3 separate regions of the Mus musculus genome follow, and all the other regions are linked to region 3. The links are chromatin loops, found by intact Hi-C in ENCODE. Cell type or tissue: heart. All regions are shown on one strand.

Evidence for each region. Hi-C counts contacts between places; a loop is a spot of excess contacts. Peaks named below come from ENCODE experiments on the same cell type or tissue, not always from the same donor. Only the 100,000 strongest peaks of a DNase experiment are listed, where the experiment ranks them.
Region 1: it touches region 3 in a loop (2.1-fold over the local background); 3 of 42 quality-filtered maps call a loop at or near these places.
Region 2: a loop joins it to region 3, with 1.9 times the contacts of the local background. A loop is called at or near these places in 5 of 42 quality-filtered maps.

The regions. Positions count from the first base shown.
Region 1 is chr8:36,004,256-36,012,255 of GRCm38, forward strand. No RefSeq gene overlaps it. Among named protein-coding and RNA genes, the nearest start is that of Gm39163, 58 kb to the right of the region's middle. In heart, no CTCF peak of the experiment used is centred here; no DNase peak of the experiment used is centred here; H3K27ac peaks cover 719 bases.
Region 2 is chr8:36,156,025-36,164,024 of GRCm38, forward strand. Gm38414 (predicted gene, 38414) reads left to right here. Exons shown (of 4, transcript NR_151736.1): 1 at 1-187; 2 at 303-384; 3 at 3,723-3,822; 4 at 3,907-5,010. Among named protein-coding and RNA genes, the nearest start is that of Gm38414, 4.0 kb to the left of the region's middle. In heart, no CTCF peak of the experiment used is centred here; DNase peaks (open chromatin) are centred at 3,287 and 7,977; H3K4me3 peaks cover 61 bases; H3K27ac peaks cover 2,003 bases.
Region 3 is chr8:36,090,197-36,098,196 of GRCm38, forward strand. Prag1 (PEAK1 related kinase activating pseudokinase 1) reads left to right here and starts at 4,632. Exons shown (of 6, transcript NM_172911.3): 1 at 4,632-4,792. In heart, a CTCF peak has its summit at 4,890; DNase peaks (open chromatin) are centred at 3,885, 4,575 and 5,335; H3K4me3 peaks cover 3,069 bases; H3K27ac peaks cover 3,295 bases.

The sequences.
Region 1 (8,000 bases), 86 kb before region 3:
GAAGGAGAAGGAAAGAAGGAGGAGGAGGGGAGGAGGAGGAGGAGGAGGAGGAGGAGGAGGAGGAGGAAGAAGAAGAAGAAGAAGAAGAAGAAGAAGAAGAAGAAGAAGAAGAAGAAGAAGAAGAAGAAGTTGATATTCTAACTGAACCAAACATAGACGTAAAATATCATGCTTATAGACTGATCTCTACTGGGGCAAATTCAAAGGAAACACAGCATCCAGACAGAATTTGTTATCTTCATGATGACTCTCAATCTGCTAAAAAGTCATTATTTAACTTAAAGCTGGCCATACTCCAGACCAAGAATAAACGAGTGTACTCACTGGGTTTAACCTCTCTGTAGCCCAAAACTATTTCCTATGAATATTTTAGGCTTGTGTAATTTGGCTGGAACACAGTCTTCAGCAAGGCCATTGCCACTGAGAGCTCATTAGAACTGTAGCAGTCAAACCTACTCCAGAGCTGCTGTCTTAGTTAGGGTCACTATTGCTATGATGGAATACCATGCCCAAAAACAAGTTGAGAAGGACAGTGTTGATTTTCAAGGTTTACACTTCCATAGCACCCCTAATCATTAAAGTCAGGACAGAATCTCAAATAGGGCAGGAACCTGGAGACAGGAGCTGATGCAGAGGCCATGGAGGGTTGCTGCTTACTTGCTTGCTCCCCATGTCTTGTTTTTCCTGTTTTCTTTTAGAACCCAGGAACACCAGCCTAGGCATGGCACCACTCACAGTGGGCTGGGTCTTCTTCCATCAATCACTAATTAAGAAAATGCCTTACAGCTGGATCTTATAGAAACATTTTCTCAATTAAGGTTCCCTCCACACAGATAACTCTAGTTTGTTGTGAGTCAAGTTGACATAAGACCAGTCGACACAGCTACTGAGTCACTGTTGTAGATTCTAGCAAGACCTTCAGGTGACTCATTCAGGTATTATCATTAGAGAGACAATATGAATCTCAGAACGAAGACCACACTGAATCTTCTGAATATGGAGCTAAAGGCTGTTATATGTTACCTCTATTTTCTGCTAAACTTAAGAACCTACTAGGTCCTCTCTTTCTCCTGTTATGGTAGTTTCCCAGGACTCAGGAAGCTTTGAACAAGCCCAGCTTTTCTTTAGTGTTAATATATCTGCTAACGCTAGGTTCCCTACATCCAGCCAGGAGTGAGATGGACTGTGGCTAACCTATACTCAGATCTCTCAACGGTAACACCAGTGAGCAAAACCTCTCTGTTCAGGATTCCCTAACCTGTCTTTTTTTCGCTTAAGTTAAACTCTAGATGCTGTGGATTCCAGGCTCCATCCTACTTGGTTTGGGGCTCCTTGACTAACTCACTGAGTTCATTTTTCTTTGCTTGTCTGAGAAGCTTTGAAATGGATGTGAAGTGCCTGGCCCATCTGCAAATTCAATCATGATTGAGAAACTGGCACTGGCAAGCGGTCAGGCTGACCTCACTGGGCTGCATATCCTTTCCAGAGATTCACTAATCTCATGATCTAGCCTCCTTTCCCGGCAGTGCCCGGACAGCTCCCTCCCCCAAGCTCTTACTGCTTCTTCCCCAAGGCTATCAGACTAATCTTTCATAATCACTCCTGCCATCTTTCCTACCACCCTTCCCATAAAGACTAAGAAAATGTGTATGACAGGCTCAGGGTGAGAATGGCTGGCTTTCTCTCTCTACTTAGCTCTCCCTCTCCTATCAGGTATCTGCCATCTGATGTATTAATTCCTCAAAACACTATTACACTTCTAAAATGTTGAAGGTACTTTCAAATACCTAAACACTACAACATTGTTTCTTAGTGTCTATGTTATAGGATTAAACAAGTATAGTGGGCTTCTGATTATTCCAGATCTAGTGGGCAAGACTCCATGAAGGGTATGGCACATGTAATGACTACCTCAACATTTGTACCCAGGATGAATTAAGCCCTATGGCAACACACTCTTTGCCTATGAAACATGGGCAGATTGCCTGTTACCTTTCTACAGAAAGCACTACCTAGACAGCAGAGACTATTTGGAGTTTCTTTGTCTGATCGGCTGCTTTTGAGAAAGTCTAAAATGAAAACACTAATGGCTGATACTGAGATCACATAACCCTAAAAATGGCCATGTTTGTGAGGCACACCGAGGTCACCTGTAGCTCCTTTGGAATCTCACACAAAGCTGTCCTCTCAGTGAAGATGACCAGCCATGGGTCTCTAGTAATCTGGGCCCAGTTTGGCCACTGATGATGGGGAGATCAGTACATGGGGCACACTGCTGGGAAGGCTTGTTCTCCACTGCACAAATGACACCAAATATCACCCATAACTTTGTTCCTCCTGACATCGATGACCATGTTTACTTTCTGTCTTATTTTCTACTCTGCTTTCCAAGCCACATGCTTCTTTTCCTTGTCTTCTTCCTTCTTTCCCTCCCCAAGACCACTGCTTATGCCCACTATTCTGGCTGATGCTTGTTTGTTTGTTTATTGTCAATGACACAAACTTAGACTTATCTGGGATGGGGAAATCTTAATTTAGAAAACTCCTCTGTGAGTTTGTCCTGTGTGGCATCTATAAGCCATTTTCTTGATTAATGATTGATGAAGGAGGGCCAGCCCACGGTGGGTGGTGCTATCCCTAGGCAGATAGTCCTCGGGTATATAAGAAAGCAAACTGAGACAGTCAAGAGGAGCGAGCAATGTTGCTCTGTGGCTTCTGCTTCTGGTCACAGTGTTTATCACAGCAATAGAAACCCTAACTATGACACACACCATATGAAGCATTTAGAAAACAAAATGGCTCCTACTTTTAAAAGCTGGACACACACACACACACACACACACACACACACTTTCATATTCTTGGCAGGTGAACAGGGCAGCTCCAGCTCCTATTATTAGGAATTGTTGCAATAATGAGCTCTTCCTGGCATATGGAATACATTGGAGCTCACCAGCTTCATCATCACTTTGTTTTGTGCTTTGAGGTGATAAGGTGTTCTCCCAGCCCTGCCAAGCTACTTCAGAAGATACTTCCAGGACTATAGAGGAATTTTAATCCAGCCACATGGATGCTCTGGCAAGGGATGATATCCAAAGACCTTCCAGGTTTTTGTGATCTGGCTGGAATGCAGACATGCCCCGGAGGACAGCATGGTCTGGTTGAAATACAGACACATCCTTATTAAACACCTTTAATCCCAAACAATGAAGGTAAAGTTATTTTGTAGAAGGAAGCAGCCATCTTTGAAAATGACATCTAATTGAGTGGAAGACGAAATGATGAATCATCTAAGATTTGACATAATGAGTCAGAGATAGGATATCCCCAACTCACATGCAAAGGTTAAGAGAGGGTACGTAAGAGAGAAGTTGAGAGAGAGACAGAGAGACAGAGACAGAGAGACAGAGAGACAGAGACAGAGAGACAGAGACAGAGAGACAGAGAGAGAGTGTGTGTGCGCAGTTTTACTGGGACAGCTATACAGAGACATCTCACAGGTGAAAACAAAAGGAGCCAGAGAATGAGAAGGCAGAAGATTAGAAGGTATTGTTAGAGTTAGAGGCCAAGCAGAGCAATTCAGTGAGAAGCTGAGAGAAGCCAGTTTGAATTAGTCAACTTGGAAAGGAGCCAAACCAGCCAGCCAGAGTTCAGCAGGAGCTAGGAAGAGTGACCTTATTCAGCAGTTAAGTCTTAGAGGCTGAAACATTCCAGGCCTGGTTTAGCAGACAGATTCAGGTTAGCAGACAGAGGCTAGAAGCTTCCAGGCCTAGGCAGAGAGATACTCTGGGTTCAGTTAAAGCCAAGTATTTGTAAAGCTCGGGTACAGCTTTTATCTCTTCCCTTCCTCTGAGGAAATCAAAGTGACATTTACATTTACACAGGGCAACCCTATTTTATAAAGCAAGGCTTTGAGATTTTTCCCACTAAAAGCATGTATGTCTGTCCACATGCATGGTCTGGAAACCTCATTCCCACCTACAGAAATGAAAAGAGAAAAAAATAATCTAAAAATAACAATAGCAGAAACACTTTATCTTCCCCACCTACCCCCTTTTCTGATAACGTCCTGTCAGGTAGCCCAGGCTAGCTTCTTGCCATGCTCCTGAGTTCTAGGATTTCAATCACACTCCAGGGCCTGGCAACCTTGATTGTGTTTAACATTGAAAAAAAGAAAAAGTTTCACAATGCCCTTAAATACTTGGAGTATTTTGGTTATACTCATGTGTTTTTGACAGCAAGTAGCATTTGGTGTTTCTCAGATTTGACAATTGCATGTACCTAATCCAAAGAAAATGTTAATTCTCAAGAATACTTGGACCCGACTTTGACCAATGCAGACTTATGGAATTTATCTGTTTCGTGAAAATATCTCTTAGTTGCAAATTGCATTTATATAACAGATGTGTTGTTTTACTCTCCATGCTATATTTAAAATCTGCATGAATGTATAGGTTGAGAGGTAACATGAGCTACTGGTATGAATACCCACCATCCAGGCTCACCAGAGGTGAGTTTACAGCCAATCTCACTTGTACTTGGTGGTGCTCTTAAGGCATACCTCCCTCAGGTCATATGGTTTCATTTGTAAATATCTCAACTTGTTTCCGTATCTCTAAGGAGTAAAACAAGAATTTTGGAAGAAAAAAAAGAATAACAGTTCCATCTTCATCTTTATTTTTTCAATGTTATCAGTTATGTACTCTGTTCGAATTCCTCAGGATGCCTGATAAATATTTCTTATAATTGCTTTGTTCAATCAAGATTCAACTTTTTCTCCATATACCTGGTAAGTAAGCAAGAGTTTTGGGTTACCATTCCTCATACCTATTTCCTAGTGGAGTAACTTTGGCCCATCTCCAAAGAACTCACTTTCCTATCCTGAGCAGGGCCACCTGACAAAACTCTTCATGCTCAGTTAATTTCAAGTTTCGGGGGGGGGGGAGCAATACCTTTTGGGCATTTTGTGTGTTTACTTGCTCAGTCTTGTCATCTAGCTGTCGTGGTCAGCATGAGGACTCCCCGAGAGAGCTCGTCAAGGACTTAACACTATGCCCAGACACAGTCTCTACAGGATGCCAGCTGTTGCCACGAAGTGCATTCTGGGGAAAAGTATGGACGGGAATGGGGTGGGTGATGAATGTAGGACTGAATGGAAGCGGGGAGGGATGAGGAAGGGGGTTTGGTTAGAAGAGAGGACAAGAGTAGGGGTGCTGAGAAAGCTATTGATTGGGCTTCCATCTGCTTTCTTTGTTTGGGGATGGAGGGGGTGGGAGGGAGGCGTTCCCCAGGTGGGTGATAGCAGTGTTCTTGGAGCTCAAAGATTCAAGCAGCAGTGAGTAATTATCTCTTACAGGTTTCCAAATCTTCCGCTGACGAATTTACAGGGTCTGGGCAGCCGGCTATGCTTCTGATAACAGAGATATTCCTGGCTTCCCCTTAAAAAATTGAGAGCTCTGGCACCAGTAAGTCCGCACTCCCACCTGGCCCCAATGAGGAGAGCTGCCTAGCAGCTGTTCCCTGCAGTGGTACCGGACACTTGCCAGTTTACCGGCTGGCCCCTTCCCTTGCTTAGGTCAACCATGTGTTCCCTGGGGCATCGTGCTGCGCTTGCTACCTGGCCTTCTCTCTGGCTCTCTTCTGCTGCCTCTTTGGTCCCAGAAAATGCTGCCTGGGGGAGATCAGGCTGGCGAAAAGACTCTGAGGAACTGAGAGTAAATGGTTCAAGGAAGGGACCTCTATTCAGAAGTGATTTGTCCATGGTACAAGGGAGGAATGAAAATGTAAATGAACGCTTTTACCAAAAAGGATATTGTGGATGTTCAGTTTGACAAAAGCTCAAGATGGGATTCAAGAAGAAAGTGGGGAAAACAGATGAGGAAGAACCCAAAACTTTGAAGCATGAGGGGGGATCAACTGGTAAGGAACAAACAACAACAACAAAACAATAAAACACAACAAAACAAAGGTCAGCTGCACATAGCCATTCTAAGGAAACCTTTGTTCTCAGTGTACTAGCGCTGAATCCCCACTGTTTAGAGGTCTCCAAGGAATTCTAATGGAGGCTAAGCGCATTGTGATTTGTTTTGTTTTGTTTTGTTTTGTTTTGTTTTGTTTTGAAGTCATTAGTGATAACTGAGCGCAGAGGCTCACATCTGCAACTCTAGCACTCCAGAGGCTGAGGCAGGAGGATGATGATAAATAAGTTCTAGGTCCGCTGGGTTAGCTCCTGAGAACCTGTCCCTGAATATTTGAAAAAAAAAAGTCACCACTGATGTGTTTTTAACTGAAGTCAGTGGGCTCTAAAGTCAGATTTGGTATCCGAGGAGCAGCAACTGGGGCTGATGATCAAAGGTGGATGGGGCCATTTCCTGGATGCAGCTGACAGTGTGACTCTGGGCAGGAAGTGACAGGACTGCTCCAAGCTTAGGTAACTCTACTCCTTACAACTGCAATGTTTCTTAGCCTGCACTCATCACTAGTGTTCAAGATAGCTGACCTGACAGGGAGAAGGAAGATAGGCAGCCAACCCAACTCTTATTAGACAATCGTATTGTCCCTGGGGGTGGCTTCTGAGCCATGCTGCATCTCTCTGGATAACATGCAGTTGATGGAGAACAGAAAATCTGAGAATGTCATTTGAGACTTGTCAAAAGTCAGAGGTCTTTGCTTTCTCGAGGACACTGAAGCAGTTTGCTGTGTGGGGTGCGACAACACCCAGAGAAACTGCCGAGCCAGTCTAACAGCTCAGCCCAGAGGACTCTGGACCCCATCCTCAAACTTCTTAGACATGAGGAGCTTCCGCCTTCTATAAAGAGGAGGTTCTCCCACGCAGATGACTAGCTTGGCAAGAGACGAAGCCCAGAGCTTTAGAGGGATCAGAGGATGCCTAAACATTGTATTCGGGAGCTCGGGCTGTCAGCTTACTCAATCAAGTCTGCCTTTTGTGAGTGATAAAGTTTTCCTTTTGTGGCCTGAGTTTTTCTTTTCTTTAAGATTTATTTTGTATTTGTGTGTGTGTGTGTGTGTGTGTGTACGCCTCGGGTGAGTGGGAGGGATAGGGTGGTAGGCGTTGTCAGTGGAAGTCTAAAGAAGGCATCAGATCCCCTGGAGCTGGAGTTACAAGCAGTGGTGAGCTGCCCAGTCTCCTAGGGCTAAGAATCAAACTCTGCTTCTCTGAAAGAACAGCAAGGATTCATAACCTCTGAGCTTTCTCTTCAGCCCCAAATTTTTCTTACTAGAATGTTCCTAAGGATTTTTCTTCTAATAAGAATAGGTTTTGTTTATGGAAAACTGTTAATTGGTAATTACCAACAAATAAAAAAAATACCTTTGTATATAAATCTTGAGTCTGTATTCTTTACGGTGTTTCCTTATCAGTTGCAGGAGTCCGTTTATATGAATTTCTTTAATCCGTATGATAAATAAGGCAATCCATGAAAGGCATTAGGAACGATATCTTTACACTCAGGGTAGTTAATGAAATATTGGAAGCATCTCTTGAGAGTTTTCAGGAGCCACAGTTCTGAACCAAACATCATTTGTAAGACACTTAAAAACAAATCTGCGTGCATGTGTGCATGCATGCAAGCATGAGAATGCCTCACGAGGCACTTGAGTGTGCTTCGTAAGAGTGCTCCTATATTATCTTTTAAGATTAATTTATTTGGATCTTCACAGAAAATTATCTCCTCTGTTTTTCTTTCTCTTTTAGTATTCTACTCTAGGCAAAGTCACCAAACATACCCTCTTCTAGTTTTCAAGGCCTTCACTTGTCATCATGCATGGTTTTGCCCGGTTCTCTGAGGCTTGCTAAAGGTGTTCTCTTAGCCATCATCTGAGTTAGAGACATTTTGTTTTCTTGGCTGCTGCTGCTCTTTCCTTTTCTGGTGCTTCTTGCTTGGTTTACCTGTGTTAGGGTTTTATTTGCCATCCTTTCTGCTTCTAGAATGAAAGTTTTGTTTAGGCATTACTGTTTGGATTTTAAACGGAACAGTTCA
Region 2 (8,000 bases), 66 kb after region 3:
TGTGGTGCTGTTAAGAGCATGCGGGAGCCCTGGGAAAGAATGCTACAATGTGTGGTGTCTGTGTGTCTGTAAGTGGATACCACTCCCTTTCGTGATCAGAAAATGATCTAACATTCACGTCGTCTGTCTAGCTTTCACTGGAGTACCCCTGCGGTCTGTGGACCAAAACAGGAATTCATTAATACAGGTGACCTACTATGGTTGTAGGAAAAGAGGTTTTACTCTGGTGTCTGATGTGAATACTGGAGAATTATGAATGACATAATAATAATTTCCTTGTTTACCTGCCTTCTCTGCTCCAGAAGACTTAAGCAAGTCTTGGTATTGGAGATATTATTCCACCTCCTTACAGCCTTTCTCTGCTTCGTGGAGAAATCTGTACAGGTAAGCTTGGAGTTTAATAAAAAAAATTAACGTTTACAAACGTTATCCATGTTAGATGGATAAAGAAGGGAGGGAGCATTTAAACCTAGAGTCTGGGTGGGTGCCTGACTTCCACTCTCTGCTCATCTAAGCGCCGATGTACCTACCACATATGTGATTCCGTCTCAGCCTTCCTTCCTTCAGCATTCAGTTCAATGACAGCTAACACCTCTTTCTCTCTCTGAATTCATCTCATTTCTGGATTATTCTTGATCTGGGAGACATATCCTTTTGTCTCACCATAAACAGAACATTTCACTAAGTAGACTGTAAGCCCTGACAGTGCGGTCAGGTCCTAAACAACGATCCCAGTTCCCTAGCCTCTTGCCTTGGACACAGTAGGTATTAAGTAAATGCTGCCTTTCTCATCATTATGACAGAAACAAGTCGAGGTGGGGGGAGATTTCTTTGGCTCACTGTTTCATAACAGCCTCAGTCTGGCACGAACGGAACAAAGGCACAGAAACTGTAGCTCCTCCTATGGCTACAGATCAACCAGGCCCAGAAACAGCATCAGGGGTGGCCTTCAAAGGCCCACTAGTGACTCACTTCTGCCAGCCAGGTTGCCCCTTCTAAGTCCCACAGGTTTCAAAGGGTTGAAAAAAAAAGAACTCATTGCTTAGTGTTACGGGAAATATTTTTAAAAATGCTCAAGGAGGGCATTCAGATTCAACCCAGAACAAATATGTTAGGACGGCTCTGACGGTCAAATGGTTACAGATGATAACTGATAAACAAATGATTCCCCACAAGCCATACCAGGTTTGCAGTGGACAGAGTGCCTTCGTGTGCTTTGTGTCCCTCAATCCCCCTTGGTCTGACAGCATCCCTACATGGTAGCGGGACAATGAGCCCCAGAGGAATTGAATTGCCAGAGAGTCCCATGGTAAGTGGTGAGGCTCAGCCAGAGATGAGGTCTTCCATAATCAGATCCAGCATCATCGTTGTTTCTGACAAGACAGCACACTCCTCAGGACCCACAGACCCCTGTCCTCATGCTAAAGTTGCTCCTTGTTTTTCTCGTCTTGGGCAGCTTCCACTGCAAGGATGACACTGTGACCCTAGCATTTAGGGAGTTAAGGCAGGAGGCTTGCTATGAGTTCAAAGCCAGTCTAGACTGAAGAGAAGACCCTATCTCAAAATAACAACCGAACATTAAGCTCAGATGAGATTTTATATTTTGTTAGGCATGTCGTGCCAACACCTATCTTTCTGAAGCAAACGGCACTGAGATGAACAAGAGAGATGACAGCATACCCAGGAAAGCTTCTTTCTGAAAGGAGAAAGTCCTGTTATACAGCCCAGGCTGGCCTTGAACTCATGATCTCCTGACTCAGCTCCTAAGCTGTTATGGAAAATATTAAATATTTTTACTATTTTTATTGTTAATATTTTATATTTTATTTTTAATATTTTATATTTTAAAATATTTTTTAATATTTCCTGTAACACTAAGCAATGAGAACATAGAAGTGCTGCACCATGCCCAGTTCACACGCTACTTTTATTAGAACCATTTTCGTTTTGTTTTGTTTTGTTTTGTTTTGTTTTGTTTTGTTTTGTTTTTCTAATGATTCTACTAACTTCACGGATGACCTTCCCTCTGGTACCTTGAAGAAACAAAGTTCTCTCTTGGACCGACTCCTCCACCGGAGCCCCTGTTCTGCCACTGTACCTTCTTCCTGTTCTGAGACCCTGTATAGCCTTGTGGGCTGGGTGAGATAGCTCAGCCCTGCCAGCCCCTGTATCAGTCTCTGCTTCTATATTTCCTTACACCCTTGGCAGCAAGCCTGAATTCAAACTGCCTCGATGCCACAGTCAGCTTCCTGAGCATCTCTGCTCTGCCCTCCCCCCCCCCCCCAGGCTTCTCTGTGTTCGACTCCAAGTAGGATGGGAGACCACGTGGTTTCTTTGCCCGGCATGTACGATATGCACAATTTTGCTGCCCACCAAACAGGCTATCTGAACAAAGAGGGGGGGGGGGAGAGAGAGAGAGAGAGAGAGAGAGAGAGAGAGAGATATCCTTGTGCTGTCTAAGCTGTCTGCTTTGTGATCTACACCATGAGATTTTTTTCCGCTGGAAATCTTAGTGTTATTACTATGCTGAACTTGCTGGATGCTCCTGGCTATGCTCAGACTGTCCCAACTCTCCTAAATATAACCATCCTGGTGCCACTAAACCTGGGTGAGTTCAGAATGCAGAACTTTACGCTGAGAGACATGCTGGACCAGACAGAGACAAAACCTTTAAATATTGTCATTTTAAAGGAATATTGTCATTTTAAATGACCGTTCCCAGTTCAAGAAAACAAAACCCATGTATGAGTTTCCCCAGATTTGGATTTGCATTAAAAGACACACTTTTATTTCTCGGCAGTGACTTGTGCTTTCTTTCAGAGCCCCTCACTGTTCGTTTTTACAAAAGGAATTTGGTTTTCTCTGGCTTCCTGGGACTCCCCGTGCCCTTAAACTGCAGTCGGCAGCGGAGTTCAGACTAACTGCTTTCGTTCCCATTTCTGGTCTTCAGGCCTGTCTGTCACAACGAGCTAAACCCAAACAAACCATTCCAGGGGCCCCCATAAAGCCACGTGAGAGCTATGACAGGAAGAGAGTGGTTTCAGAAACTACTTTGAAGGGACCAGAGTAATCTCTTTAGCCCAGAGCCCTGAAGATCCTGTTGCCAGAAGTACGGATATGATAGCTCAATTCCCCCGCACTCAAGCTTCTTCCTCCTCCTCCTCTTGCTTCCAAATAAATAGCTCTCTGGGGCAGTGATGTCTACATCAAAAGCCACTTGTCACTCAGTGGCCTTCCCAGATGGGAAAGTGTTTGTTTTGGCTGAGAATGACAATTTTCTCTGCATCCGGAGGTGGACTCTCTCGCAGGCCTAAGCAGGGTAAGGTTGCAGCTGCCAGTTCTTCCCAGCTGCCATCCCCCAGAAAGGTCAGAGGAAGTAAAGACAATGAAGGCCGGCTTCCCCAGAGCATGCGTGCATAGGCACAAACGCACGAACCTAGAACTGGAGACTCCCAAAACGGAGCAGAACCTGCTGGCTGAGAAGGCCTTTAATCTCATCTCTGGAGTCTAGTTAGCAACATCAGTGCTTGGCAAACTCTGAGATCTTGATAGAGGGTGAGTACACACATGGAGATCAGAGGACAATTTGTGGAGAGCCCTTGCTTGCCCATTTTGTTGCGGCAAGGTCTTGTTTCTGACACAGAGCAGGGTAGTACCCGACTAGCTGGTAGTTCACACGCTTCTAGATGATTCTCTTGTCTGCACCTCCCTTCTTGTTATAGGAGGAATGGGATAATGGATACCTGCCTCTACAATCAAGCTTTTAGGTCAGTTCTAGGAATTGAACTACAAACAACAGTAACAACAGACACCACTCGTGAGGTAAAATATCCAAATCTTAACTGTTTAACCACTTCGTGCATCCAGAAGACTCCTAAGGAAATGTATTTTCATTCATGTTTGTAGAACATGCCAACCCTGGAGGTCGTCATGTCTTGCCTGGAGATCGTCTTGCCAGTCACGCATCACAATGAGATGACTGTCTGATGTTCTCTGAGGCCTTAGCAGTTGTGGCTATTTTGGTTGATAAAGACTGTGGCTTTGTTTAGTTATTAAGAGCTGTAATAATCTTGGCAAGTTTTCTGAAATCCCTTTTGACACCCCTCAGACACTTTCAGTGGGGTACCACATGACCTCAGTATTCTTAGTGCAAAATACATTTGCCCATCCCACAGTTTATGGGTATCTGGATTTGGCAAAATGATTATGATTTCTATGCATTTATGTGACATATTTTCTTTTATTATTATCTTTAATTGAAAATTCCTACCATGTAATCTGATTATGGTTTTCCCTCCCCCATCTCCCGAACCATCTGACTCTCCCCCATCTCTCTCTCCCTCCCTTTGTTTTTCTCTAGAAAACAAACCAGAATAAGGACAGACAGACAGAAATATGGAAGGAAAGAAAAACATTGACAGAACACAAGAAACACACACATACAAACAAAATCCACAAAAACACGGAATCAGAAGATATAATATGCAAGAAAAAGACAACTAAGATAAAAGGTGCCCTAACAAAGCAATATGGAACGAACAAACAAACAAACAACAAATAAAAAATCAAGTTTTGTGTTTGTGTGTTCGCCATCTACTCCTGAGCATGGGGTGGGGGTGCCCTTAAATGTGCCTTATATATCTAGTGAGACTCCATTGAAGAAAATGAATTGTTATCGATCACTTCTGGGTTAGATCCATTTCCCTTCTCACTATTGGACTCTGTCTAGCTTGAAGCTGTGCAGACCCTATGCATGCCTCCATGCATTATTCTGTGTGTCCATGGCTTTTTCCTTTCAACTATCAGGTGACAGTCCATTGTATGAATGCAGCATAGTTTCCAGTGTTCATTCACTTTTTCTTTTTTAAGCTGGTAGACAAAAACAAATTGTGCCCATTACTTGGGTACCGTGAGTTATCTGATACATGTGCATATTGTGCTGGGATCAAATGACATTAAGGAAATGTATCTCATTAAACAGCCATTACTTCCTTATGGAGAAAGCATTTGAAATATTTTCTTGCAGCTTTTTGTTTTTTCCCTTTTGGAATAGTACATTGTATGTAACCTATCATCGATAGCAACAGTTACAGTCCTCATCATCTTTTGATGAACTCTGTGGCTTCCAGTTTAATGTTTCAATAGGTAAGATGGCCGGGAGCACTCACAGGGAGCACTCACACACACACACAAAGTTTAGTTAGATGTATGCCTTCTTTTCTCCTGGTAAACACATAACAGTAGATAGAATAGGCTTCCAGAGTGGGTGTTAACTGAGCTTTTTAGGGCTTGTGATCGTTTGTATATGCTTGGCCCAGGGAGTGGCACAATTAGAAGGTGTGGCCCTGTTGGAGTAGGTGTGTCACTGTGGGTGTGGGCTTTAAAACCCTCATTCTAGCTGCCTAGAAGCCAGTATTCTGCTCGCAGCCTTCAGATGAAGATGTAGAACTCTCAGCTCCTCTTGTACCATGCCTGCCTGGATGCTGCCATGTTCCCACCTTAATAATAACAGACTGGACCTCTGAACCTGTAACCCAGCACCAATTAAATGTTGTCCTTATAAGAGTTGCCTTGGTCATGGTGTCTGTTCACAGCAATAAAACCCTAGCTAAGACAGGGCTTTATAAAATACTGCATACTTGCATGCAGCATGTTAAAGTTGTTTTATTTTGTTTTGTTTTTTATTTTAACTTTATAAACCTTTATCTGTATTGGGTGTGTGGGTGAAAGGGGCCAATTTCTGGTGATCTATATAAGAAACAGTCATAGAAATGATACAAGCGTTTTCACTTTCCTGTTCCATATCACAAATCATTTTTGGTTTGGTTTGGTTTTTTCACAAATAACAGGTAAACTAATTTACCTTCCTAACCAAAGTTTTGTCTTACTGGTCTTCACACCTCCAAATTCTTTGTTCTTATTATCATTGGCCTCTGTTGTGACCCCCAGCTCTTCCATGAATGTCTTCGGGTAATAGGGAAAGAGGAAGCCAGGGAGGTAGTGAGCCAAGAACCTCAGACTGGGATGACAATAGGAAGGGGCTGTCAAAAGCACCCAGGGCCAATTTCCAGACTTTGATCAGTGTTTCTGCCTAAGCATGGCTTACTTACAACTACTTATGACCGGATCAAAAGATAGTTTTCTATCTCACAGATCACTTACTGTAATCATGGGAATATGCCTGGCTTTCATAATCATTCTGCTTAAAAAAAATCAGTCTGGAAGTTACATTGGAAAGTAATTGCTTATATATTTTCCAGTTTCACAGCCCTCTTAAGACTCTTTTAGAGGTACAGCTTCTGTCTTCCTAGCAGTGACACTCTCCTGTCATAAAAGGTGAAGGACTTTATCATGAATACAACTCCAGGGGCCCCAGGAGAGGAACACCCACTGTCCGCAAATGGTATCTGAGTTTGGTTCTTAGCATGCACATAGTGGCTCACAGCCATCTGTAACTCCATTTCCTGGGGCTATTATATCTTCTTTTGACCTCTTTAGGTATCAGACACACGTGTGGTGCACATACATATACATGTGCACGCTGTGATGGCTATTCTTGGTTGTCAAGTTGACTAAATCTGGAATTAACCAAAACCCAACCATGGGGCACACATGTGAGGGACTTTTGCTTTGAAATGGGGATATCTACTTCTAGTCTGAATCATTGAGGTGGGAAAACACACCTTGAATACAGATCTTTGGAGATGTGAGAACCCACCTCTAATCTCTGCCATGCTTTTGGCTGGAAGCCTATAGAACATGGAAGAAGGAAGCTTTTGCTCTCGGCCTGCTTGCCCTCACCTTGTAACAAGCCCATTCCTTCACTGGCATTAGCGCTGACTTTTTTGGGGGATTCTAGCACACACTGAAGAGCAGCTGAGACATCCAACCTCACAGATGGAACAGTTACTGAATTCTCGGATCTTCCTTTCATAGGCAGCCATTATAGGACTAGCTGGACCACAGCCTGTATGTCGTCATTCTTATAAATCTACCCCCTCTCTCTCACATGTGTGTGTGTGTGTGTGTGTGTGTGTGTATTCTTATTCTACCAGTTCTATTACTCTAGAGAATCCTGACCAATAAACAGGCAAAACATTCATCACAAAAAAAAAACCCAGTTATTTAAAAATGAGGTTTTTAAGGAAATGTATAAAATTTCATGATTTCCCATTAAGGCTAAGTTAATTCAGATTAACATATTTATTCAGAAATTTATTTTTTCTCTTAAATTAAACCACTGCAGCTCTTTTGATGGAAGGCTTAAGTTGAAGTTATAGGTTTCCTCTTCTGTCATCTGTTGTGCTCCACCCTGGAAAGGAACTGGACATAATGACACTTGCTATACATCAGCTGGCCCCAGTGGAGTCCCAAGGGCACAGTGGGTGCCTTCTCATGGATTCTAGGCGGGGGCTAGTTCTCTGATGCTGCCTTCTGTTTTGGTAGGGGGGGGGGCGATCCAAATGGGTGTGGTCTATGTTTGTAGTCACCTCGAAGGCTCTTTCTTGGGGCATATCCTGGGGCACAGGATGAGCTATCTGCAAATGGATTCGCTCAGTCTTAACTTACAGTGAGAGTTATTGAAGTAGATGGGCCACTCTGAGCCTCTATCATCACCATTTATAACGGAGATCAGTAAAGAAGAATGTCCCCCCCCCCTTTTTTTTCTTACTATCACTTCACCTGAAATATCTCTTGAGAATGACTATGTCTAGCTTTTTTTTCCCCTGCATGATGTCAAGGCTATTTGGGAATGGTCAGCTAATATTTTAGCAAGAGTTGGCCCCTAAGCTTCCAACTCTGACAGCAACTTCCTTTTCCCTTTCTCTACCCACATTACCGTTCTCCTGTTCTCTCTGGTTTCCCTGGGTTCTCTCTCACCTTGTGCCCGTGGGAAGGCGCTTCCACCAATTGAAAGACTCCCAGAGAATTCCCCCACCCCGGGGGATTTCCCAGCTGAGTCCCGAGTCCTTGGCTCTTCCAGGTGGCCAACTCTTCCG
Region 3 (8,000 bases):
CATTACCGATGGTTCTAAGCCACTATGTGGTTGCTGGGATTTGAACTCAGGACGTTTGGAAGAGCAGTCAGTGCTCTTAACCACTGAGCCATCTCTCCAGCTTTATTATTATTATTATTATGATGATGATGATGATGATGATGATGATGATGATGATGATGATGATGATGTGCATGGCATATGTGTATTGTGCACAATGTATTGATATGGGCATAGTGCCATGGTGGGTATGTGAAGGTCAGAGAACACTTTGTAAAGGTGGATCTCTCCTTCCAACTTTCCTTGAGTTCCAGGGGTCAAACTCAGGTCACCAGCCTTGTGCAGCAAGTGTGTTACCTGCTACACCAGCTTGATGCCAGCTCTGTTCCCTCCAGGAGAGTTTGCCACAGCAACTTTGGGGAAGAACTTTTTCTTCCCCTCTCCCTTACTCTCCATCTCTTCTATGGTGGTCTTGAGACCCTGAATGCCACCATCTGGGGCCTGACATTGGGACCAATTCTCAGAGTGTCCCTGCTCATGGCTTGCTGTCTGTCTTAGTTAGGGTTTTAGTGCTGTGAACAGACACTACACCCAAGCATCGTCAAGCCACCACCCTGGCCGATAGTATTTTCCTGCTGTGCATGAGGTATGCCTGTTCTCCCTGTGGATCCCTGTCCAGACCAAGGTAGACAGCCCACAGGTCCACGTGGGTTCTTCCTGCTCTGACATCATCTGCAGCCTTCTACTGCAATCCATAAAAAGATAAAGAATTGAAGCTTATCCCAAACTCTCCCCACATGCAAGTAACTGAGCCCAAAGCTCCTGGGACTACCCCTCTCTATTCCATGGCTCTCTATTCTTCAAAGACTTCTATTCAGACAGGCTCTCTTCAGTCAGGATTTTCAAAGTTTGGAGGAAAAGGGGCTAAAGTTCCTTTTTCATGGTCTATTCTAGGCTGCTGTGTCCCCCAACCCTCCATGTCTCTGTGTTGTTTTTTGTTCCTTATTGATATGCCTCCTTATATGATATGCCTCCCCGTACCCCTCTCAGGACTTCAGTGCCATCCTTGTCTCTGCCACATGGCTACTGGGGATTGCATGCGGGCTCTCCTGCCTGCCAGGCAGGCTTTCTACCCCTAAGCTCTATCCCACTGACGTTCGTATTTGTAGTAAGGATGCTACCATCCTATCCATACATTGTGATTAGAAATCTGCTAGGAATCTTTAATTCCTTGTCTTCATTCTCCATGCCCTCTACACAGTAGTTCGGTGAGGTTCACATGAGAAACTCCACATTCATCATTGTGCACTTTCAGCTTGACACAGCCAATGCTTCATTGAGGAAGCTAGTAAATATGGCACTCGGTCAATCAGTCCTGCAGTTCTCTCCAAGTCTGAATCTCTCGAAAGAAGCTGTCCTTGCTCACCTCCTTGCCGTGTCCCTATCAAAGGTCACTGTCTCCCATCTGGACCCAGGATAGAAACTGTCATGCTTCTTATTTCTAATCTTTTTCCCCACTTCCTAGTCCACCTGGAAGGCAAGATCCAAGGAACCCTGAAGAGAAACCACCTTAGATGACATCACTCTGTTGCAGAAATGCCTGTGCTTTCTTATTGGCTCACCGGCAAGCCAGCTCTTTCCACCCAGTGTCACCTTACACTGTGCTGTGTCTCTTGTCCTCATACTCCTGCCAGACTGCCATCGAAGTCGGGGGGGGGGGGGCACTCCCAAATCCATTCCTTTGTAGAGATACCATTCCTTCAGTCTGGAAAGTCCCCATTGTCCCAAAATAGCAACCTTTCTCATTACAAAGGCCCCTTCCTCCATGAAAACTCTCTCTCTCTCTCTCTCTCTCTCTCTCTCTCTCTCTCTCTCTCTCTCTCTCTCCCTACCTGACTCACTTCCATTCCCTTCCGAGTGCTTCTATTTGTCTCTTACTTTTTCCCTATAACTTCCTAAGGAGAAGCAACTCGATAAATATTAATGGACTGAAATTGAACACCTTTCTGACATTAAGGTGAGAGGCATTTCTGTTTCATCCAGATGGAGAAAGACCGGGCATGAGAATTCTTTAGCCCAGTCTACATGCTCTCTGAGCCCTCTCAAATATCCCGGCTCCGGTTTTCTTAGGATAATTTAATGGCACACACTTCTTGCTTCTGCCTCTTTGGTTCTTCAGTTATAAACTACATTACCTTACCCCCAAGCACCCCTGTCTCAATCTTGTCTCTCAATCTCCTAAAATTTAACAGCTCTCTTGTACAGAATGGCGCCCAAGCACTAAAACACCCAAGAGAATTGCTCTTACAAAAGGTCTGATCTGTATCAAAGAGCTCCATCCCTGAGTAGAAAACACCATGAAAAGCAAGTCGCCAGATGCAAAGTGCTGAGCACACACAAATTGCACTGCATTGCAGGGTGCGGGGTGCGGGGTGCGAGTCTAAGCCAAACGTCCACCACATGCACGAGCTTACCAGTTTCACAGGGAATTATAACACACCGAACAGCTGCAGGACAGGCACTGTGCAAGTGGGTGGTATTTTGTATACATCTTTGCCACTTTTGAAGATTTGTTTTTCATTAGGCAGGCTGAAGCCTTTTTTGCTGCCACATAGCTGGCATAAAAGGGGAAAGAAAAAGCCATGTTATGGATCAGCAGTGGCAGTATTGTGTATTTATCTCCTGTAAGCCCAGCAAACCATTTGGGAACCATTTATTGAGCAGAAATTCCAAATTAACCCTTCACTTGCTGTGCCATGCTATAGAACCACAGCGGTCTCTCTGTGTTGCAAACTTTGCTTCTTTATTGTGTTCTTTGGGTTCTTTGTGCATTAAGGATAAATTGGGTAAAGAGAGTAAAAAGTGTGGAAGTGTCTCTTATGTGCTTGGCATGGCCTTTATTTATCCTGGGAAGTGTCTATGCCCCCTGGAGAGGACTGAAAGATGTGGGGAGCTGAATGCTGAGAGCCATGAATGATCCAAAATCCCCATGAGAGGGCCCAGTGTCACTGAACTGAAAGCCCCTCTTGGGTCCGGATTGTGTTTGTCCAGTGCAAACCATTTTGTACCTGTCTGCTTGTTGGCACTTTCCCCTCTGGTGTCTTCATAAGTAGACTGGACCCCTCAGGAGAATGTAATGCTGCTGGCGCCGTTCCACCAGAGTTTTCCTTATGTACTTGTTGAAATGATTGACTGGTAGGGCAATGTGGTGGACTCTCGGTGGAATCAGGCAGCTCTTGGTTCCCATCTCAACACTACCACTTTTCACCTGAGGAGCCCTGGCAAAGGATAGGACCCTTCTGGACCTGTGTTATGCTGTGTCAAATGTGCTAACCCTGCCCTGTGACGTTGCCTGGCACGTAGTAGGTTCTTCATGAATGTTAGTACGACTCCTATTCACCTTCCTATCAGTCTTTCCGTACTTAAATGGGTAATGAGGGACATTGAATGATAAGTAAATTCTCCTTATGGTCCCTTTGCACTCCTTACATAGAAGCCACACATATCCAAAACATGTCTTCTTCCTCTTTCATATTCTATATAGCGCTGCCAGTGTTAACACCACATAAAGGCGAAGAGGGGGAGGGTCTGAGTGGTGCCTTCCTTCTCTCCGTGGAATCATCCTGATTAAGGATGTAACACCGCGCTGCCTCTGTAAAGCAAAGGGAAGCAACCAGATGTGTTGAGGGGGGGGTGCGGGGGAGGATTCCGTTTTCACTCAGGCTTGGCCCTGAGCAGTAACTTCAGTGCCTGGCTTCTTAGGGAACACCCAGGGCAAGGTGCAAGTCTGTCCTACTCAGGCAGCTGGAGGAAGGGAGGCGACTGGCTGGCCCTCTCCTGAGAGTTAAAAAAGATTTTTCGCCCGAGGAACAATATCTTGAACTCCTTGTATCTCAGCCAGTGACTCACGCACTGGAAGCGGTGTAAACACAGGTGGAGGACCTGGGTGCCCCAGCATGATTGAAGGCCGGTCCTCCAGGCCAACATTTGCATTCCACTGTTAAAACACTAAAGTTCAAAGAGATGTGCTGAGCCATTTGCTAGAGGCCTGGACATGAGGAGCTGAGCAGGACCTGAAATCTCTCAGCCAGCCCTGCTCCAGCCGGCTTGTGGTTCTCCTAGGATAACAGTACGTGGCAGTGAAGGCGCTCACGCCTCTTTCAGAGCCCACCGCCCTAGATCTTATTATTGTACTCCGGATCCCCTCTCTTCCATGTTTCGTTCTTTTGCTCCCTCCCTACCAGGGTCTCCTAGGGTCGGCTGGGTGGAGGGATGAGAATGCATTTACTCCGACAGACACACCTATCTGTGCATTGTGGTTAAGGAAAGCTGGGAGCACCAGAGATCTTCCAAGCAGAACTGCGCTGAGCTGGGATTGAGCTGGGGACGCTCTGGGGGGCTCAGCTCCAGGTCTAGGGGCGCCAAGGCTCGGGCTGGGGGCGGAGCCTCGCTGTGGCGAGCGAGGGGGCGGGGCGCGGTGCGGAGTTCCTAGGGACCTGGGCAGGGGCGATCGCCCGCCCTCCTGGACTGGGGACGAGCAGAGTGGCGGGACGCGCAGGCCCGGTGGAGACGCGGGGCAGCGGCAAGGACTGCGGGGGTGCGGCGGGAGCGGAGCGGGCGGCGTCACCCGAGGCGGAGGGGGCGGAGCCGCGATCGCAGCTGCCACCCGGCCGCCGGGCCCAGGCAGAAGTCAGCCGCCCGCGGCTGGGCAAGCACTCCGCGCAGACACGCTAAAGACAATGCTCCGAGGCGTCCGGCGGGGCAACGGACTGCTGGGTCACCGACGGCGAGGCTGCGAGACCGCAGACCCCAGGTGAGCCCACCACTCTCTCTCCAGATCCCGCCGCTTTTTGTCTGACGAACGTGGCGGCCCAGGGGCTTTCGCAGAGTCGCTGCGGTGGCCCGGCGGGCCAGCCCCTGCTGGCGTCCCCAGGGGTGACAGGCTACCGATCCGGAGCGCGTGGAGAGTCCGGACCTCGTGCTCAGGGTTGTGCCCTCGGTGCAGGTTCCGAGACGGGAAAGCTGGGGAGTCGGAGGGGTATTTTCAATTCTTTTGAGAAACGCTCGCTTTGAAACTGGGAAACTTTTCCTTGGAGTTCCGGGAAGGGTGATCGACTGCTGTAATGGTTTTACTGGTCTTGCTGGTCTGGCTGCTCTGTTTTGTGTGTTGGGAACTGCTCCTTTTGCAGTGAGTATTGTCAAAGGAGCAGAGGGGCAGAGGCCGTTCGGGCTGCTCCGGCCAGACCCGGAGGTGACGAATTGGGGGTCCAGGGAAGCCACCTTTAGGCTGCAGCTGATCTCTGAAGGAAGGTGCTATCTGTTTGATGAACCTTGGTGATCATTCCATACCTGGAGCTAGCTCCCAACCTTTGCTTGTGATGTCCCCTCTGCAGCCGGGCGCACACACCCACATGCACCCACATGCACACGCAAGCACGCTTACCCTTGGAAAATAGAATCTCTGCTTGTGTGTGAGTCCTGGGAATGCGAATGGAGGCGGCTGAGCAATTCTCAGCCCACAGCGCTCGCTCACTGTGTCTGTTCTCCCAGGTAAAGCTCAACCATGGTTTTGCAGAGCCTATTGTAGAGCCCAAAGGTCTAAGGCTGAGGAGTTTTGCAACGGATTCAGTTCAGACTCAGGTTGGAAAGGCTTAACTGATCACAGTTCTCAACTCTACCTTACAGCCCCTTCTGAGGAGATTTGACAGGAGGCCCCAGAGAAAGCAAGTTGGCTTTCCTAGGGTCCCTCAGAACTTTGCTCCCCTTATTGGATCAGACTGCAGGCTTCAAGTCCACACTCCTCCTACTATGATTGCTCAGAAAGTAGAAAATAAAAAGATATGTAGATACCATTATATACCCTCAGTGCTGGGGCTGGGGTGAGGTGGGGTGTTAGGGTAGTCATGTCCTGCTTTCTCCCTAGACCACGCTGGCTAATGGAATATAATGCATTAATCTATATACTTTCCATACATACTATACCTTTGGGGGGTTGCATTATTATTTTTTTTTTGTAAAATACAAGAAGCAATATTATTTAGATGGAAAATTGTGGAATTCTATCAAGTAAGGCATGAGCAAATTTGGGTGCAAATAAGAGGGGTTTTGACCTGAATACTTAGGATCTGGCCACCCTGATTCTTCGGATTCTTTTTGAGATGGGGGTGGGAGTGTATCTGACAGCTCAGCCTTGTAAATCGTAGCGCCCCGAAGTTTGCAGAGGCAAAGCTCTGTTATTGTGACTTGGATCACAAAGAAGGCTGCGGATCTTTTCCTGATCTTACACTTGCAGCCTCTCACTGAGAAATGGGATCATTTGCATAATTCTGCACCTACCCTCTGAGGTAGGCATGTGAGAAGGTGCCATTCCCAGGCTGTGCAGAGCTGGCACTACCCAGGGCTCTCTCTACTCCTGCTCTGAGAGTCATTTGCATAGTTCATCATCTTTTCCCTGAAAGCAAACAGGAGACAGTTCCAGGCCTAGAAGGGCTGCTCTAGCTCCAAAGACAAGCTGGGAATGTCTGTTTGCAGAGCCTAAGGAGCCAGTTTTAACAGGACACAATGAGTCAGTGACAGTGGGCAGCCCGGGGTTTCCTTTGTTACTCATATTCAGCGACTTCTCTTAAAGATACTCTGTGTTTCTGGGCAGTTGTGTGACCCATGTGGTGGTCAGCCTGCAGGAAAATGTCAGAGTTGTGGAAGAGAGCAAAGGAGTGCCCGTGAGTGAGTGAGTGCTCTCAAGGTAGCTTCTGGCAGTACAGTACAATAATCAAGAGCCTACTGAACTCCCCAGGCTGTCAGAAGCTGATGGCAAAAAAAAAAAAAAAAAAAAAAAAAAAAAGGAAAAAAAAAACCACACACAAAAACAAACAAAAAAAATGGAAAGGAGGGAGGAGCCTTACAAAGTGGGGTGTCTGGGTGTTCTGGATTGCCTGTTAAAGAGGAAATGAGATGAGGCCACCCCAAATTTGACCTGTGTGACTGTGTGCAGCAACCTCTGAGGAAGCCATTGGATGTCATCCCCACAGCTCCCCCAGCCTGCCCTGGAGCTAGCTTCCCAGGAGCCCCACACAGCTGTCTCCCCAAAGCCCACTGAGGGTCACTGGAGTCTTGCCTACAGTAGACATGGGCCCGCAACGTGGCTTTGCTGTGACCTGGAAGGTCTAGTCAGGCTTCCCATACAAATCTGGCCCTTAGAATGGCAAACTCAACTTCTCTGAAGACTAAAACAAAACATTTCCTCCACCCACCCACTCTCCCCCACCCCTCCGCCTCCCACCCTGCAACTGCACCCCTTATAAAACTTAGCAGCAAACATTTAGCTCTCTGAGGCTGGTGACTATAGGAGAGAGAAATAGCCTGGCGTGATTCCTCTGCTTGTTAAAAGCCTGTGACTTCTTTTGGAAGATCTGATAGAGAAGGAATGGGCTATTTGGGTGTATTGGGAGGAGAGGAATCTAGCCAGCATCGTTAAGGGAAAGAAAGACCCTATACTGACTGTAGAAACATTCAGATCTCAAGACTGTGTGTGTGTTCATTTAGCTTAACGTGGAAGCTGTTTTCTCATTAACTGGCTGGAGCAGGGGTACATTTGGCTTCTATACCCATTGGATAAGCACCTTGTCTGTAAGTGTGGGAGACGAGAGATGGAGTGCTTCCCACAAGAAGTCTGGAATGATCTTGGGAGCTTTGGAGCTCCCGGGTGATCCTATCTGGTTAGTCCTGTTGATTGCTTAGAGAGAATTAACCTCGGGCAAATTCTCACCCGATGGGGTGGCGTAGCCCCCCAAGGGCAGTGCTTGCTAAGTTCCAGGAGCATGCTTATCTCCAGATCTCCACAAGGTTTTCTTCCATAGCACTCTCCTACAGGATGCCGAAGCATCCTCAGTAAGGAAAAGAGAGCAGTGCAGAGTAAGCAGGGAACAGCTAGCTAGCTGGGATCCTGAACAAGGTGAAGAAGGTGTGGTGAGGTGGTCCAGTCAACTGGTTTATCTTTGGAGAACAGCAAGCTTGGTGTCGAT